Linked DNA regions of Mus musculus: region 1 is linked to region 2. The links are chromatin loops, found by intact Hi-C in ENCODE. Cell type or tissue: heart. All regions are shown on one strand.

Region 1 (8,000 bases), 170 kb after region 2:
GGCAGTTCTTCTATTCCTTCATAAAGAGTCAAAGGAAATGCTAGCTATTTGTTAAATATCTTCTCAAAGACTTAAAAACTCAAAAAAAGAAAAACACATTGGCTTCCATTTTTCTTACCACTCAGCAAACCAAACAAGAAGGAAAAAAAAAAAAAAAACCCAGTTTTTTTTGTTTGTTTGTTTTGTTTTTCAAGACAGAGTTACTCTGTATAGCCCTGGCTATCCTGGAACTCACTCTGTAGGCCAGGCTGGCCTCGAACTCAGAAATCCACCTGCCTCTGCCTCCCGAGTGCTGGGATTAAAGGCATGCGCCACCACGCCCAGCTCTAAAAATACCAGTTTTAAGAATTAAGTATGTCGGCTGGAAATATAGCTCTGCAGTGCAGTGCTTACCTAGCACACATAAGTTCAGCACATACACACAAAAGAATCAAATAAGCAACAGGGAACGGTGGTTATATGTCCATAATCCCAGTATTCAAGATACTGCAGGAAGAGACTCTTAAGTTTAAGGCCAGGCTAGGCAACACAGTAGGATCCTATTATCATCTTGCCTTTCCTAACCCTAAAAAAAAAAATTGCTTTTTTTTCTTAGTTATCTACTATGTACTGAAATGGCAGAGTATATGTGTATATAATATGACTATTTATATACATACACACACACACACCATCATGGCTCCACTACCTACTGGGATTGACTTCTGCCATGCTAAGTACTCAGCCTTGAGAGACACCCTCATCACAGCAGGATGTATTTTTAATCTACCATCAGCAGAGGATAAAGGCTCAAAATTAATCAATTGATCTTCTTGTCAATATTGACGGTGTAAAATGGATATGCTCCATACGAATACATGTGCTCTCTATTTGACATTAACAAGAAAGTAAAATTATTTAACACTTAACTTTATAAAAAGGCAATGGTAGAGAACTACCTGCCGAGTATGATTAAATTTGTTCCTTTTAACTTTAAATAAAAGTAATCAAGAAATTGTTCGCATTTCCAATAGATTATTATAAAACAGAAGTGACTGTCTCAAACTGAATGCAACCTTCTCCTAAGAGTTCATGAAAAACCACAGAAAGTACTTCCCAAAATTTGCCAAGAGCACTTTTGTCTCCTTTTCCTGTAACCATCAAAGTCTCCTAGTCTTTTCCAGCATAAGGAAGAAACTGTCGAAACTTTTAGATGTGCTTTTCAATAAAAGATAAATGTATAAACACATCCAAAGGGGACCAGCAGGCGAGAAGGACCGGCAACAGAATGCTGACTAGCGTGTGTCAGGCCCTACGTTCAAGCCCCAGGACTGTCGTTCCCGCCCTGCCCCAGTCATCTTTTACAAATAATCTTCAAAGAACAATCAATAGTTGGAGGGAGTCAAAAAGAAAAAAATGTGGTGCTCGCTTTGGTTACCTGGTGATGACTGTTCCACCTTCTTAGCGATTTTAAAGCAAAAATATACTTCCTTTTTGAAAAGCAATTAACTTTACAACACTTAACACACTCATGTCAATATTTTTTTTTAACTCAATGCTAGGACCCTTGTGCAAGATTGCTAGATGATACACCACTGACCTCCGTCACCAGCCCAAGGGTTTTTCCTACCCCTGTGTTCAAAAATGAATCTTTTCCTCGATACAGGTGAGGGAGAGGTACTCTCTGACTCAACTCATGCTCGAAGTTCTAAAATTTAACTTTCCAAGAGAGAACTTTGAGTTTCCTTTCTCAGTTGTTATTATCCACGTTTAGCTGTGGGCAGTCAATTCTTGTTGTTTTAAGACCTGATTGGAAACTGTACTAGTGAGGGGTTGCGGATGTCTGTTGACCCTAATGTCTGCACTCCTTATTTGCACTAGCCGGATGAAAACAATGTCAGAAGAATGCTACATAGGTGTTTTCTTAAGGTACAAGCTGTCTCTATGCCGTTTTGACTTTTCATTAACTGTGCTTACTAGTGAAGTGGAATGAAGGCTCTGTGACGCCAAGTGGTTACTCTATTAGCTTGACTGTTCCCCTGATCCTTCATCGAAACCAAATCCCACACAAATCGCTTACCTTGTATAACATGCTCTGGTGAAATTGTCTTCTTTTCTGACTTGTTACAAATCTCGTTGGCTTCAGAAGATATAAGGTGAATGAATTCCGTGCAGCAGTTCACTACCAGCTCTCGGGCATCGTTGGCCACCCGGACATTAGGAAGAGTCTCTTTGATCATCTTATTTATAGCAGCTCTGGGGATAGTGAGATCATCGTCGTTGCCAGACGAGGAAGCCATCGTATCTTCCTGTCTTTCAAGCCCCAACTTTTAAACTCCTCGCCTCTGGTCCACCACTCCACGAAGATTTCTCAACAGGCTGTCCCTGGAGAGGGATGTTGGGGTCCGGGAAGCTCAGAGAAGAGAGTGCAGAAACCAGGAAGGAGGGCTGGAGGGCAGGGAACACCCACTGTGTGAGAGATTTTAGTGGGAATATGAAGGAAAGGTCAGGGGGCTGAGGGTTCTAGGGACACCACTCCCAGGGCTGGAGAACCACCCTGCGTGTCGCCTCAAACGGACTGGCGCTGTCGTCTAACCGAACCTAAACGGCACGGGAGCGCACGCAAGACAGAGGAATACCCGCCCGGCCGCGGTCCCGGGCGGACACTGAGCAGGGTCAGCTCTACAGAGCCGGAGCCCCCGAGGACGCCGCCACCAGCAGCGGTTGCAGCCGCCTCGGCCAAACCATCCTTCAGGCACCCGCGCCGCCGCCTCACAACATGTCTGCCGAAGCCGCAGCTGAGCGCACGCCGGCTGCCTGGGAAACCAAGTGGACCGGGCCGAACACTGCGGGAGCCGCAGCGGCCAAGCGTGTGGCCGAGAGCAGGCTGTGCGAGCAGGAGCGGCGCTAACGGTGGTCTCTCTACGGGCCGGGGAAGGAGGTTTGCCGCAAGCTGATCCCGGCACGCTTTGCGCCACCGGAAGTCGAACTCCCCAGGTCCCACCCGCCCTCCTCGATGGATTTCCGTGTGCACGCCCCGCCCCTACCCCCTCCCGGACGGGCGGGAGCCGCGGGGCTTGGCAGCCCGCAGCTTCCGCCTGCCGCTCCCCCACGCACGGCGACCCGGCGTCTCCTCCGTCGGGCCCTGGAGCTCGCTTGCTCTGCGGGCAGAAGGGCCCGCGGAGGGCCACGTGGCAGGGGAGCCCTGGTCCTTACTAAAGAACTTCCTTTTCCTATCTCCTTAGCTGTCGGGATTAGGGCGCGGAGTGAAAAGAGCAGAGTGGGGAGGACAGGCCTTTACAACTACTTCACAGCATTCAGATCAGAGCTCCCTGTTCTCATTTGTGAGAAAGAAATGAAGCCTTCAAAGAAGTGGCTGTCCTCGGTACCACAAGTGGCTAAGTCAGGAAACTGGTAGTCTGATCTAAAGTAATGAAAATGTTTGGCATACCATGAGCTATGGCCCTCTGCATACTTGCTTTTGAAAGGAAGACAAGAAAAAAAAAAGGTTTATCTTATGAGAGTCCGATATCTGCTTCGTTCCAAGTGATTACTAATAACTAGTGCCACGTTCATCACAGAAATCACTTTTTTTTTTTTTTAAGATAAGCTCAGCTGGGCGACAGTGGCTCACGCCTTTAATCCCAGCACTTAGGACACGACACTCAGGCAGGCAAATCAAGTTCCAGGACAGCCAGGGCAATACAGAAAAAACCTGTCTCAACACACGCAAATCCTCACATACTGTCACATTAATTAATAGTGGAAAGTTGTAACTTTTGAAAGGACTAAGCCAGTTAAATCTACGTGCACAGTTTAGTTCATCGTGTTCTTTGTTGATAGACTGGCAGCTGGACTGTGGCAATGCTTTAAGATGTCTGGTTTCCAGGAGACTATCATTGTCAACCATCCCCTCCTACCCACCTTACTAGATGCAGCTTCAGCACTGAGCTAGAACACCAGCCTTGAGTTAATTTTTTCATTCAACATTTTCTCCAAAATGCTTGCTGGGAACTAAATATTCTTCATTATATCAGTGCTAGTAAGTTCAATCTTTGATTATAAAGAACAAGTTTCTTCTTCAAAATAAGTAAATTTTGGTTCAGATGTATAAAGACCTAGATAAAATATTAAAATCTAGATGGAATGTTAAGTCCTAGGTAACTGTTACCTGGTTAGCCTGCCATTTTGTGCTATTACTATATTATAAGCAAACTTTCTCATATGGGAGTCATGTCTACAGAGTGCTTCTGAGTTCTCCCAAGCCACTGTCTAAATTGTTTATACCTGCAACCCCAGCTTTTCTTTATTTTATTTTATTTTATTTTATTTTTGCTTTTTGAGACATGGTTTCTCTGTGTACCCCTGGCTGTCCCGGAACTCTATAAACCAGGCTGGCCTCAAACTCAGAGAGACTTGCCTGCCTCTGCCTCCCAAGTGCTGGGATTAAAGGTCTTGGCCACTGCAAATGAGTTCAACTCCAGGTTTGAAGTACAGTATTTTTAACTTTAAAAGTTCACAAGATTTTAAAGATGAAAAAGAAGTATAAAAACATAAAGGAAAATGTCAGTAAAGACTTTACACATTTAAAGGACTATTGTAAATGAAGTCACATGGGAAAATGGTACAGAGAAATATTTCTGGAAAATCAAACTAGTAGGAGTCAGAAATGGTGGCACCCAGCTGCAATGCCTGCATTGGGGAAGATAAGGAAAGAGGATTGATAACTCAAAGATGGACTCTGGACAGCATAGTACAGCTGCAAACTGTAAGGACATAAATGAAAGAGGTGATATCACTTTGTTAAAAGGTCAAAAAGAAATGATATGTGTCAACAAGAAGCTAATGGGGCAGAATGGGGAAGGAAGGCTTTTCATGTAGTGGTAAAGACTAAAGAAGCAAATGGCAAAACAGCTTGAGAGAGAGGCAAGGGCAGTGAAAAGCTGTAAAAACCTGAAGACACACGTTCAGTGGAAAAGCAACAGCAGAGCAATTGAAAACATATTTTTAAAGGTAAGGCCCAGCATGATGGTACAGGCCTTTAATCCTAGCACTTGGGAGGCAGAGGCAGGTAGATCTCTATGGGTTTAAAAGTTCAAAGCCAGCCTGGTTCAGGGTGATTTCCAGTGTAGACAAGACTACCAGAGAAACCCTGTCTCAAAGAAACAAATATAAAAACAAAGAAATAAAAAATCTGGAAGTTACTGTATGTGTTACTGTATACCTATAATCCCAGCTCTCTGGAGGCTGAAACACACACACAGACACTTCCCCACCCCATCCCCCAATTTAAAGCCACGTTGGGCTACAGTGTGAGTGGAAACCAACCTGGGCCACAGCAAAATCTTGTCTTGAACAATATCAAACAGCAACAACAACAAAAAAGAGGCCTAGAATTTGGAAACTGTTTCTAATCAATTCAGTTGTCACTGTTACACTTCCAAGTGTCAACTTTGTAACTAAGTTTTTTAAAAAAATAACAACTTGAGGTGATAATCCCTTCATAAATGATAAATTTAAAATGTGTTGTTACATGTTTTAAATGATTTGAACCTTGAGTCTAATTCAGTTCTGCTGTTTTGCAGAACCATTTGCAGGGCCAGAAAGCCTGGCACTGTGATCAATCCATAGTGGAAGAAGAGAACTGATTCCCAGAGTTGTCCTCTGATCTTAATTTGTGTGTTATAGCAAACACAGGTACAGACACACACACACACACACACGCACACACACACACACTCACTCACTCACACACACACATACTCTCTCTCACACAAAGAGAGAGAGAGAGAAAGAGAGAGAGATTTAAAATTTTAAAGCATTTGCAGCTAGGCATGATGACACATGTCTATAATCTTAGTATTTTGAAGGAAGAAGCAGAAGAATTGGGTGTCCAAATTCATTATCAAGTACACACAGTGAAGTGGAACACATTGTAATCTATCTTACACATGTAATTAGTTCCAGCACTCAAAGTCAGCCTGGCTATTGCCAAGACTTTCTACAAACTAATGGCAAAGTCCTGTTGCTGAAGACAACACCTAAACAACTCACTGAACATGGAGAAGTCAATCTAGTATCTACCTAGCGCCTTCACCCCAACTGATCAGTGTTCATGGTACTGGAAGGGACTCGGCATGCTACCAGAGGAGAAAGGTAAACACCAACCCAGCTACAAACACTTCAGTCTACAAATATGACTTGATTTGCAAGATATGTTAGTGCCATACAGGCACAAAGTTTGTGGGAGTAACCAACTAATATCTGATTTGAGTTAAGGCCCAGACCAGGAGATGGAACCCATACCTAATGCTACTTGGGTAGCCAAGAATCTGAGACTAGGTAGTCCAGGGACCAAATATTCTGCTAAAGGAATATAGCAACAAAATTACTCCTAACAACATTCTGCTATACTAGTAGATCTGTCTTGCTCAATCATTCTCAGCAAAGCTTCCTCCTACAGCAGATGGGAACAAATACAGTGACCACAGCCAGACAGAAAGTAGGCATAGGGTAAAAGACCTTGGAACATTCTGCACTAAAAGGAATGTCTAGGTCCAATCCCTCACTCCAAGGATTAGGGAACTCTTTGGAAAAGGAGGCAAGAAAGAGTGTAATAGCCAGAGGAAATGGGGAACACTAAGAAATCAAGACCTTTGAAACCCAGCAGGAATGACATGCTTATCAATTTAGAGACAGCATACACAGGACCTGTCCACTAGATAGAGTGCTAGAGCAGAAAGGAGCCGTGGACACACATCCCATTCCCAAACACAGAAGTCATCTCTTCATGTCCTCCCCAACATGTGCTGTCACCTCGGTTTTTGATCTTAGCCATTCTGATTGGTGTAAGATGGAATCTTGGGCCAGTTTTGATTTGCATCTCCCTGATGACTAAGGACTTTGAACATTTCAAGTACTTCTCAGCCATTCAGGATTCCTCTGTTATGAATTCTCTGTTTAGTTCTATACCCTATTTTTTGATTTGGGTTGTTTGGTTGTTTTTTGTTTGTTTGTTTGTTTGTTTTTTGGAGATTAGCTTCTTGGGTTCTTCATATATTTTGGATATTAGTCCTCTATCAGATGTGGGGTTAGTGAAGATTTTTTTTCCCCAGTCTGTAGGTTGCAGATTTGTCTTATTGACTATGTCCTTTGACTTAAAGCAGCTTTTCAGTTTCATGAGGTCACATTTATCAATTGTTGATCTTAGAGCCTGAGCCATTGGAGTTCTGTTTAGGAAATTTCCCTCTGTGCCATAGAGTTCAAGGCTCTTTCCCACTTTCTCTTCTATTGGATTCAGTATATCTGTTTTTATGGTGAGGTCCTTGATCCACTTGGACTTGAGCTTTGTGCAAAGTGACAAATATGGGTCTATTTTCATTTTTCTATATACAGTCAGTTAGTCCAGCACCATTTACTGAAGATGCTTTATTTTTTCCATTGTATATTTTTGACTTCTTTGCTCATAAGTGTGTGGGTTTATTCTGGGTCTTCAATTCTATTCCATTGATTGACCTGTCTGTCTCTGTATCAATGCCATGCAGTTTTTATCACTATTTCTCTCTAGTATAGCTTGAGGTCAGGGATGGTGATTCCCCCCAGAAGTTCTTTTATTGTTAAGAGTTGTTTTTCACTCTCCTGGATTCTTTTGTTTTTCCATATGAAATTGAAAATTGCTCTTTCCATGTCTGTAAAGAATTGTGTTGGAATTTTGATGGGGATTACAGTGAATCTGTAGATTGCTTTTGGTAGGATGGCCATTTTTACTATGTTAATTCTACCAATCCATGAGCATGGGAGATCTCTCCATTTTCTGAGGTCTCCTTCAATTTCTTTAAGATGCCCCACCATACCACAGGGGCACGTGCTCCACTATGTTCATAGTGGCCTTATCTGTAATAGCCAGAAGCTGGAAACAACACAGATGTCCTACAACAGAAGAATGGATACAGAAAATGTAGTTCATTTACACAGTGGATTACTATTCAGCTATTAAGAATGAGGACATCATGAGTTTTGCA
Region 2 (8,000 bases):
GCCTCTTCTAAGCCCACAAGGTGAGTCTAGGGGTAGGATGGAGGTGTCAGAGAGGGGAACAGGGCTGGCTGTGTCATCCACTGGGTTGCCTCCCCAGTTCCTGCATCAAAACCCATCCCAGATTTTTCTAACCATCTTGGACATCCTCTGCCAGCTCTAAACAAACCAGTGCCTTGAATAGGTACCCTAAGACCATGAGACTAGAGTCCTTTGGAAAAGCTAAGGGAAAACTAAACAAACCCAGAATTGGTCATAGCACCTCCCAAATAAGAGGGTATATCAGCATTTTGATGCAATGCCCTTGCTCTACCTGAGGAAGAAGTCACACCTACTCAGGGAAGTGATAAAGTGTCCTACAGGTTCTCTTTGTCAATGACACTGTCTCTGTCCTTATCCAGGAGTGTGAAGGGCTAAGAGTCAGCGCCGGGTTTACTGTGCCACGGGTGGCCTAGCTTTGCCTTAGCTCCTACCCATACCCCCCCCCACACACACACATACCTGGCTCTGCTCCATCAAAGGGACAGGTACCAGCTGGGGGGGGGGGCTTGCCAGAGAGCAAAGGCAGACTCACCTCCTAGAACTCCTAGATCTGGGTCTGCTCAGAATTAGAGAAGAGATTGGAAAGTGTCCTCTGAATATGCTGTTCTCCATTGGTCTTCCTGCTGTCTTGAGAGACAGGAATACTTTGAGGCAGTTGGGGGGAACACTCAGGGACATCCCATGTTTTGGGAGACTTAACTCACAGGATGATGGAACTGTAGCACTGGAGGGTCCAAGCAGTCCACTATGTTTAATCCTAGAGGGCTTCAGGGTAAATGAACTCCAAGGATGGGCTCATTCCTGGCATCCAGTTTCTGAAGGTCCTAGCCCTCCCTTATTCTTCCTAGTATGTCACCATGGCAGCTGTAGGCCAGGTATCTCTACACCCACAACCATTCTTTATGTTCCCATGAACAAACACGCAAAGGCATCCTTGTGTAAGTGCATACATACACACACTTGGATGCCCCTGACCAGTACCTCCACTGTTACCTGCTCACCATGCCTGAGTCTTGCCTGCCCAGGATCCAGTTCCTGCCAGTCTTAAGATTCCTGGTCCCATAAGACAGACTTTGGCTGCCCCTTCCTACAAGAACAGGCTGAAGACTGCCATCCCAGGGGACTGGACAACTGCAGAGTGAGCTCAGGTAGGCCAGTGGTAACCCTTCTCTCAGCCCAGGCACCAGAAAGTTTTACTCTGCCAAGGATGCTACATCTCCAGGGCATGTGCCACATTACTGGCCAAGGCTGGGCATCTCATTCATCCTAGGCAACTGGGCTCTGCTAGGGCAGTAGAAACCAGAGGTGCTGAGGATAGAGTGCTATCTTTTCAAAACCAGCAGATAAATGGTCCTGGCCCAAGAATGTATGCTTTGTCAGGTTTTGTTTTGTTTTTGAGACAGGGCTTTTCTGTGTATCCCCTGGCTCACCTGGAACTCACTTTGTAGACCAAGCTGGCCTCAAACTCAAGAGATTTGCCTGCCTCTTCCTCTCTAGTGCTAGGATTGTGCCACCATAGCCTGGTAAAGAATTTATGATTTGTTCTGTGTGTATAAAGTGTTCATGGCACTTTTTACTTCCTTATTAACTGGCAGACCTAGTGGCATTCTGATGCCACTTCTGGCCCTTCTGTAGCTGGGTCATGGGCAAGAACATTTCTGAGGCAGAAGAGCCTTAGAGAAGGTTAGACTGCCTGCAAGGGGGTCAGTCTTGACACGGCCCTCAGGTTTCCCATTACTCATCTGATAGGCAGAGTTCAGGGAAGCAATATGACTTGCATTCTGTCACTGATGCCAGACACGGGATTTCTGGGGTGAGAATAAGGGCAGGAGATATGGGAGTGAGCCTGCAGGCTGTGTGGGATGAAAATGTTCAGAGAATACAATGAAGTGAGCAGATGAGAGCCCCCACAGTCCCATAGTTTAGAGCATAAATAAGAGGAGCAGGAAGTAGGACCTCAGCAGCCACAGATGGGACAAGTGGGAATGGATTGTGCATCTGATAGCTGGGTAACTCCTACCCTGGTACATTTCTAAACTGTGACATCTTCCACATTACCAGAGGTGGGTGTTTGTCCAGGTGTGGGAATGATAGTTGAGAGTAAAGGGCCTCAGTTGGGCTCAGCCCAGCTACAGGGGTGGTAAGCTCTGAATTTGAGAGGGCAAGACCCAAGGGAGGATCTTGGCTGAGCCTGGGCACAGCACTAAAGATAGCAGCACACTGGGAATATTTAGATTCTGCACACAGCTGTCCCCAACAGGTGCAGAATCCTCCTACTGGTGTCCTGAGCTATGTGGAACCTTAACCACTTCCACTGCCTGACAAATGACCCCAAGCAACAGCAGATGTCAAGCCATCCGTGTGTATGCTTGTGCCAATGTGTGTATTGTAAGCCTCTTCTGCCTCTACGCCATGTAGCTTCTGTGTACCCACCCCTCAATCCATACTCCCCTTGGTACCCACCCCTCAATCCACACTCCCCTTGGTACCCACCCCTCAATCCACACTCCCCTTGGACCCCCAAAGACACTTGCAGTTCTGGAAGCTTGAGCTGCTAAGGAGTCAGGTTTATTTTAAGATTTAATGAGGGAAACCTGTTTGATCACATAAGTTATCTAACCAGTTGCTCAAGATCAGGGAAGGGAGGGGGCTCAATGTGTAGATGACCATGAGGGGTGAGGAAGTTTACTTGGTGCCTTGTAGGTTAGCATGCCTTTGCAGCTTCCTTGGGGAGCAGTGAGTTGGCAGGAGGGCAGGAATCTCACTGTGGCTCAGGTAGGGATGGGAGTGAGGAACGTCTCAAAGGCAAGGTAAGAGTATGTGGAGCACCTGTGGCACATGGCCTGGGTAATTCTCGTCTCAGTTTAGGAACATTTCTAGGATTCTAACAGAGAAGAACTAGGGCTTTGACTCCAGATCAAATGTAGGCAAAGTTCCAGAGCCTAGGGCAATGGTTCCTCTTCTGATGGCCCCGGAGAGCTGGGTACCTATTATGAGTCCTGCAGTTTTCATTGCTGCATTTTATCCACTTTATATTCATAATTATGTTCTCTTTATAAGTATGGACTATAAAGAGTCAGGAAAAGATACCCCATCCCTACAGACTGTGTACCTTTCCAAGCCCTGGTGCAATGCAAAACTGAGGAGGCTGGTTCAATCAACAGCCTTAGGAAGATTTCAAGTCACTATGGGGCATTGGGGTAAAGCCAGCCATTCAGTGGGTGGCTACAATCTATACTATGACAGATGTACACAAAGATGCTTGCCAATAGACACAGCTGATAATCACCTTGTCTCCATCTTGCCCCATCCCAGGCCAATGATGCTCAACTTTCCTAATGCTGTGACCCTTTAATACAGCTCCTTATGTGACCCTCCCCATACATAACATTATTTTCATTGCTACTTTATAACTGTAATCTTGCTACTGTTATGGGTCATAATGTAAATACTTTTGGAGATAAGTGTTTGCCAAAGGGATCACAAAGGGTTGGTCTAGACCGACATGGCTGCTAGAGAGGTACCCACTCTGGGGACATGGACTGCAGAAAGGTAAGTTTGGCAATCTGGGTGCTCCATGGTCAGTCTCTATGAGGCCTGAAAAGGAGGTCAATAGGACTCAGGATCTGTAGTCCTGAGAGTGTGGGCAGGGAGATGCAGGGGTTAGCCTCATTTGGATGAACATTACCTGTAAAGCCCAATGGAAATTAGGAGCTCTGGGCGAGAAAACACTGGTCGGAGGACATATGTGTCCAATGCCGGAAATTGCAGGAAAGCCCTGGAAGGTTGCTGACCTCTCAGGAAGGGCCAATACAAGTTCTGTAATCTCATGCCCAAACCCACCGCACCCAATGGGCCGCTGGAGTCGGCCAGGTGTGCTCGTCTGTTCCAAGAGATAAAGGGATTGTTTGCGTGCTCCAGTCCACAACAGGTGGGCGACAGATTCCAGGGCTGGTCAGTCATTACACGCCGGTGCTGAAGTAACGAGGCTCTGTGTCACCACCCTTTTGAAGCCAGCTTACACTAACAGCCTAGACTTCCTACCTGGAGAGTAGTAACCAGCCCCGTGGGAACGCTCGGCTATCCTCCAGTCGCTAGGGGGCAGCGCTTTCACTGCGGCGCATGCGCCTTTCTGGCTTCAGGAGGCGGCTTTCATTCTCTGTCTTCCGCCTCAGTTGAGCTTCCGGCGCGAAGGTCACGGACAAAATGGTGCCCCCGGTTCAGGTCTCTCCACTCATCAAGGTGAATCCTCATCCCCGTTGTTGCGCGGTGCTCAAAGCTCCTCTATGCCCCCTTTCCCCTCCCCTCCCGTGACTTAGCATTGCCCACCCTTGGGACTGCTGGCTGTGGTCTCGAGCAATCCCGGCCCTGCAACCCTTGCACACACACCCGCCCCGTACTCCCTCTCCCAGTACTCCTCGATGTCCGACCCCTGCGATCCCCTTGTTCCCTCGGTGTGCCTTCTACTATAATGTTTTCTTCTGCAGTTCGGCCGGTACTCCGCTCTGATCATCGGCATGGCATACGGCGCCAAGCGCTACAGTGAGTTTGGGGACCGGGAGAACGGGATTCCGGGTGAAAGGCTGTGTGACACTGCTCGAGCCTGCAGTTCCTTGGGAGGGAGATGATGCCAGGCCCTAGAGGGGGGCAGGTGGGAACAGCTATCTGGAGATTTTGGAGTCGGCTTTTTCACGAAGCAGCATTTTCAGAGAAGTTAATTGCTTCCACTCCCCCCCAGGTTACCTAAAACCCCGGGCAGAGGAGGAGAGGAGAATAGCAGCGGAGGAAAAGAAGAGACTAGATGAGTTGAAACGGATTGAGAGAGAACTGGCGGAAGGTATGGCTTTTAGCCTCTCCCAACACCCCCGAGTTTTCTGGAAGTAGCTGCTGCTTAGTGGACCAGGGGCTGCCTCTCATCCCATGACTGTTTTGTCCAGTGCTGTCCTCCGTGGAGCCCAGTGGAGTGTGAGAGGCATACTGCCCCTTCTCTTGGGTAGCATCTGCAAATTGCCTTTCGAGAGGTTACTGCTGAGCAGGCTCTCTGACCCCTCTGTGTTGACTTCCTGTGGATTCCAGTCAGATGGAGAAGGCAGTTGGGGATGCAAAGGATGGTTTTAGTAATGAAGTTAGGGTTCTCTTGGAATTAGATTCTTGATTGTTTAAAGCCCAAGTCCCCGTAAGGTGGCCCAAGTCTGTATAATGTTTGACATGGTCTCTTCTCACTTTTCAGCTCAAGATGACAGCATTCTCAAGTGAGGCGTCAGCGAGCTTGCTTTTCTCTAGTCGTTGAGAACGAATAAAGCTTCATTGTGTGATGCTGTGGCTTCCTCTCTCTTTACTGTTTGCTTCTAGGTACCGGCTCTGTGGTTGCATCCTGGCTTTTCCTTGGGTAGGGAGGGTCGGGGGTGGGGTGCAGTGGGTGGAGTTTCAAAGGAATTAATGATCATTACCAGACACACAGACAAAGCGAGAAGTGCTGGGGCATGTGAAGGTGCAGTGGTAAGGCCAAATTAGGGCTCCAGGGATGCCGGGGTAATCCCTGGAGTGGCCTAGCCTCCTGGAAGCAGCTTGCTCTGCTCTGATCTGCACTCTTCTGCTTATGTCAGCAGCTCGGGCCCAGTACAGGAGGATGGGTGTTGATGCCTTCACAATAACGTGGGTCTTGTGCCCCCAACTGATAATTCTTCTCTAGTTCTTAGAAAGTGACCTAAAGCTGAACTATTCAAGGAGGCCTGGACGACTAGGCCCTTGTGTCCAGCTGGGGTGCTAGTTAGTTCTTGTCAACTTGACACAAACTAGACACCCGGGAAGAGGGAGCCTCTGTTGAGGACTTGTCTATCAGATTGGCTTGTGGACATGTCTGTGGAGCATTTTCTTAATTGATGGTTAATTTGTGGAAGTGCCCAGCCCAGTGGGCAGATGGTCCTATAAGAAAGCAGTGTTCTTCCGTGATTCCTGGCTCTTGCTTCTGCTCGACTGACGGAGACTTTGTAAACCAAATAGAGCAAACCCTCCAGGTTGCTCTTGGTTACGGTTATCACAACAACCAAAAGCAAACTAGAAGTGTTACTGCTACCTCTCTGTTCTGGGCTTTGGATAAGTTTTCTAGGTCTGTAGCCTGTTTTTGTTTTAAAGTGAGTAGATCTACAAATGTAATGAGAGCCAGCATATACATACTTCAGAGCTGTTTATTTGGTTTTAGAGGCTGAGGAGCTGCTCATGGTATCCCACTATTTGGGGCTCTGAGGGTTAAATTTGCCACCCCTATGCCCCATAGTGCTAAAGGCAAACTTCCGGATGTCTTCTCTTCCCAGGAATGGCCCCATCCAGTTAGTGCTGGCCTGTCAGGAGGACAGATTCTTTGAGATTCCCTTAAGCTTGTTCTTTGGCAGATAGTGCCCATCTCAGAGGTTAGTCTTGTGAGGGCCCATTGGACTGCCCCTGCTTTACCTTCCAGGCTCCTCTGTACAGCTGCAGCATCAACAGCAAACAAAGCTGCTGGCTGCTTCCTTCATTAGGGTCCCACCCAAGCATTCAGGCCACTTGCATTTGATCTCAGCTCTGCTCACAGCCTTGGCCCAGCAAGCAGAGTTTCTCAACAGGCCAAATGTGATGTGCCCTCCAGTGCTGTCAGCATGTGTGGTCCTGGTGAGTTACTTTCTGTGTTGTTCTGATTTTCTGGGCATATGTTTTTACTGAAGCAGATGGAACTGAATACGTATGTACAATAGTAGAGCTCTGATTCCAGACACATTCCACAGATCCTTTATAAAGATCTCTGTGGGATCTTTTATCAAACCAGATAAATATTATGGGCCAAACCATTTAACTTATTCATAGTTGTTTTTAATTTGTAAAAACACCTTTAAAATTTCAAAATATCCAAAGTTACATTCGATCTTTTTTTTTTTCCTGTTCCTAATGGCTTATACCAAATTGCTATAGGCAGAGTCCGTATGCAGTGGGTGAGTGGCAGGAGGGACCCAAAGCCATGAAACACGGCTTATAGGATACAGCAGGTCGAGGACTTGGGTGCTGGACCACCATTGCAAACTTCTGTGCCCACTGCAAAGGAAGATAAGAGGGTGAGCCTTCGTCTTCTATAACCAGTGCCCTCTGACCCTGTAGGTTCTCCCTGCGGGGGCTGAACTAGGTCTGTAGCCAACCCAAGCCGATTATGCTGAGCCTTGCTTAGCACTTGAGCCTCTTCGGTCACTATGCCCTGATTACTTTCAGTCCTGACCTCCTATGACCCAGAAGCTGTGCTCTTCAATGTGCTCTTACAGTGGCCCTGGAGAACCCCAGGTCCAGGGTAAACAAACCCTGGAAAAGATAAGAGAGTGCCACTGGGCTTCTGATCCTGGGGGCATCAGCTTGTTCAACAGATTCACATGATATAGGGTAAGCACTGTGCCTGCTTAAAACTCTTGCTTAGCTCAGTGTCTTTGCCTTTTTGTTGTTTGGTTCAGGTTTTCTCTCTTGACTCTGAGGATAGCTTGGGGAGGGGGTATGTGATTACAGGCATATGCTACCACACCTGGCAAGGAACTTCTTAGTGGAACAAGAGGCTGATAGGACTTGAGTGAGCTTACTTCCCCTGTATAAGAATGGATATACTAGTATTCTTGTCTCAGTGAGAGAACATCTCAGTCTGGTCTGTTGTCCACATAGCATGAACAGCCATGCTCCATGGGGGACAGGATAGATGAATGGGACATTCCTTGGCTCCAAAGCCTCTGTCTCAGCTGTCGGAGTGTCTGAATTAGCTGCCTTGCTGCTTGCTTGGTGGTTCTCTGCCATCTTACAGCATTGACTTAGGGGTTAACTATGAGCGCATCCCAGTTCTCTGAGGGGCCCAGACCTTTCTTGGCTGCGACTCTGTCTTCTTCCTTCTTCTTTTCTTCCTCCAGGGCCTTGACTTTGGCCTCATACTCGTCAGCTAGTGCTTTCCACTCCTTTCT

What was found. Peaks named below come from ENCODE experiments on the same cell type or tissue, not always from the same donor. Only the 100,000 strongest peaks of a DNase experiment are listed, where the experiment ranks them.
Region 1: it touches region 2 in a loop (12-fold over the local background); 3 of 42 quality-filtered maps call a loop at or near these places.

What each region holds. Positions count from the first base shown.
Region 1 is chr5:108,263,869-108,271,868 of GRCm38, reverse strand. Dr1 (down-regulator of transcription 1) reads right to left here and starts at 2,972. Exons shown (of 3, transcript NM_026106.4): 1 at 2,060-2,972. The coding sequence starts at 2,279. In heart, no CTCF peak of the experiment used is centred here; DNase peaks (open chromatin) are centred at 2,408 and 3,028; H3K4me3 peaks cover 3,746 bases; H3K27ac peaks cover 2,115 bases.
Region 2 is chr5:108,430,607-108,438,606 of GRCm38, reverse strand. Pde6b (phosphodiesterase 6B, cGMP, rod receptor, beta polypeptide) reads right to left here. Exons shown (of 22, transcript NM_008806.2): 21 at 7,901-8,000; 22 at 6,864-7,104. The coding sequence ends at 7,043. Atp5k (ATP synthase, H+ transporting, mitochondrial F1F0 complex, subunit E) reads left to right here and starts at 4,208. Exons shown (of 4, transcript NM_007507.3): 1 at 4,208-4,281; 2 at 4,527-4,581; 3 at 4,778-4,876; 4 at 5,270-5,361. The coding sequence starts at 4,246. The coding sequence ends at 5,295. It overlaps Gm34319 (a long non-coding RNA gene), which reads right to left and starts at 4,206. Exons shown (of 3, transcript XR_003955776.1): 1 at 4,084-4,206; 2 at 572-662. In heart, a CTCF peak has its summit at 4,131 (motif pointing right); a DNase peak (open chromatin) is centred at 4,216; H3K4me3 peaks cover 2,057 bases; H3K27ac peaks cover 1,349 bases; H3K27me3 peaks cover 2,109 bases.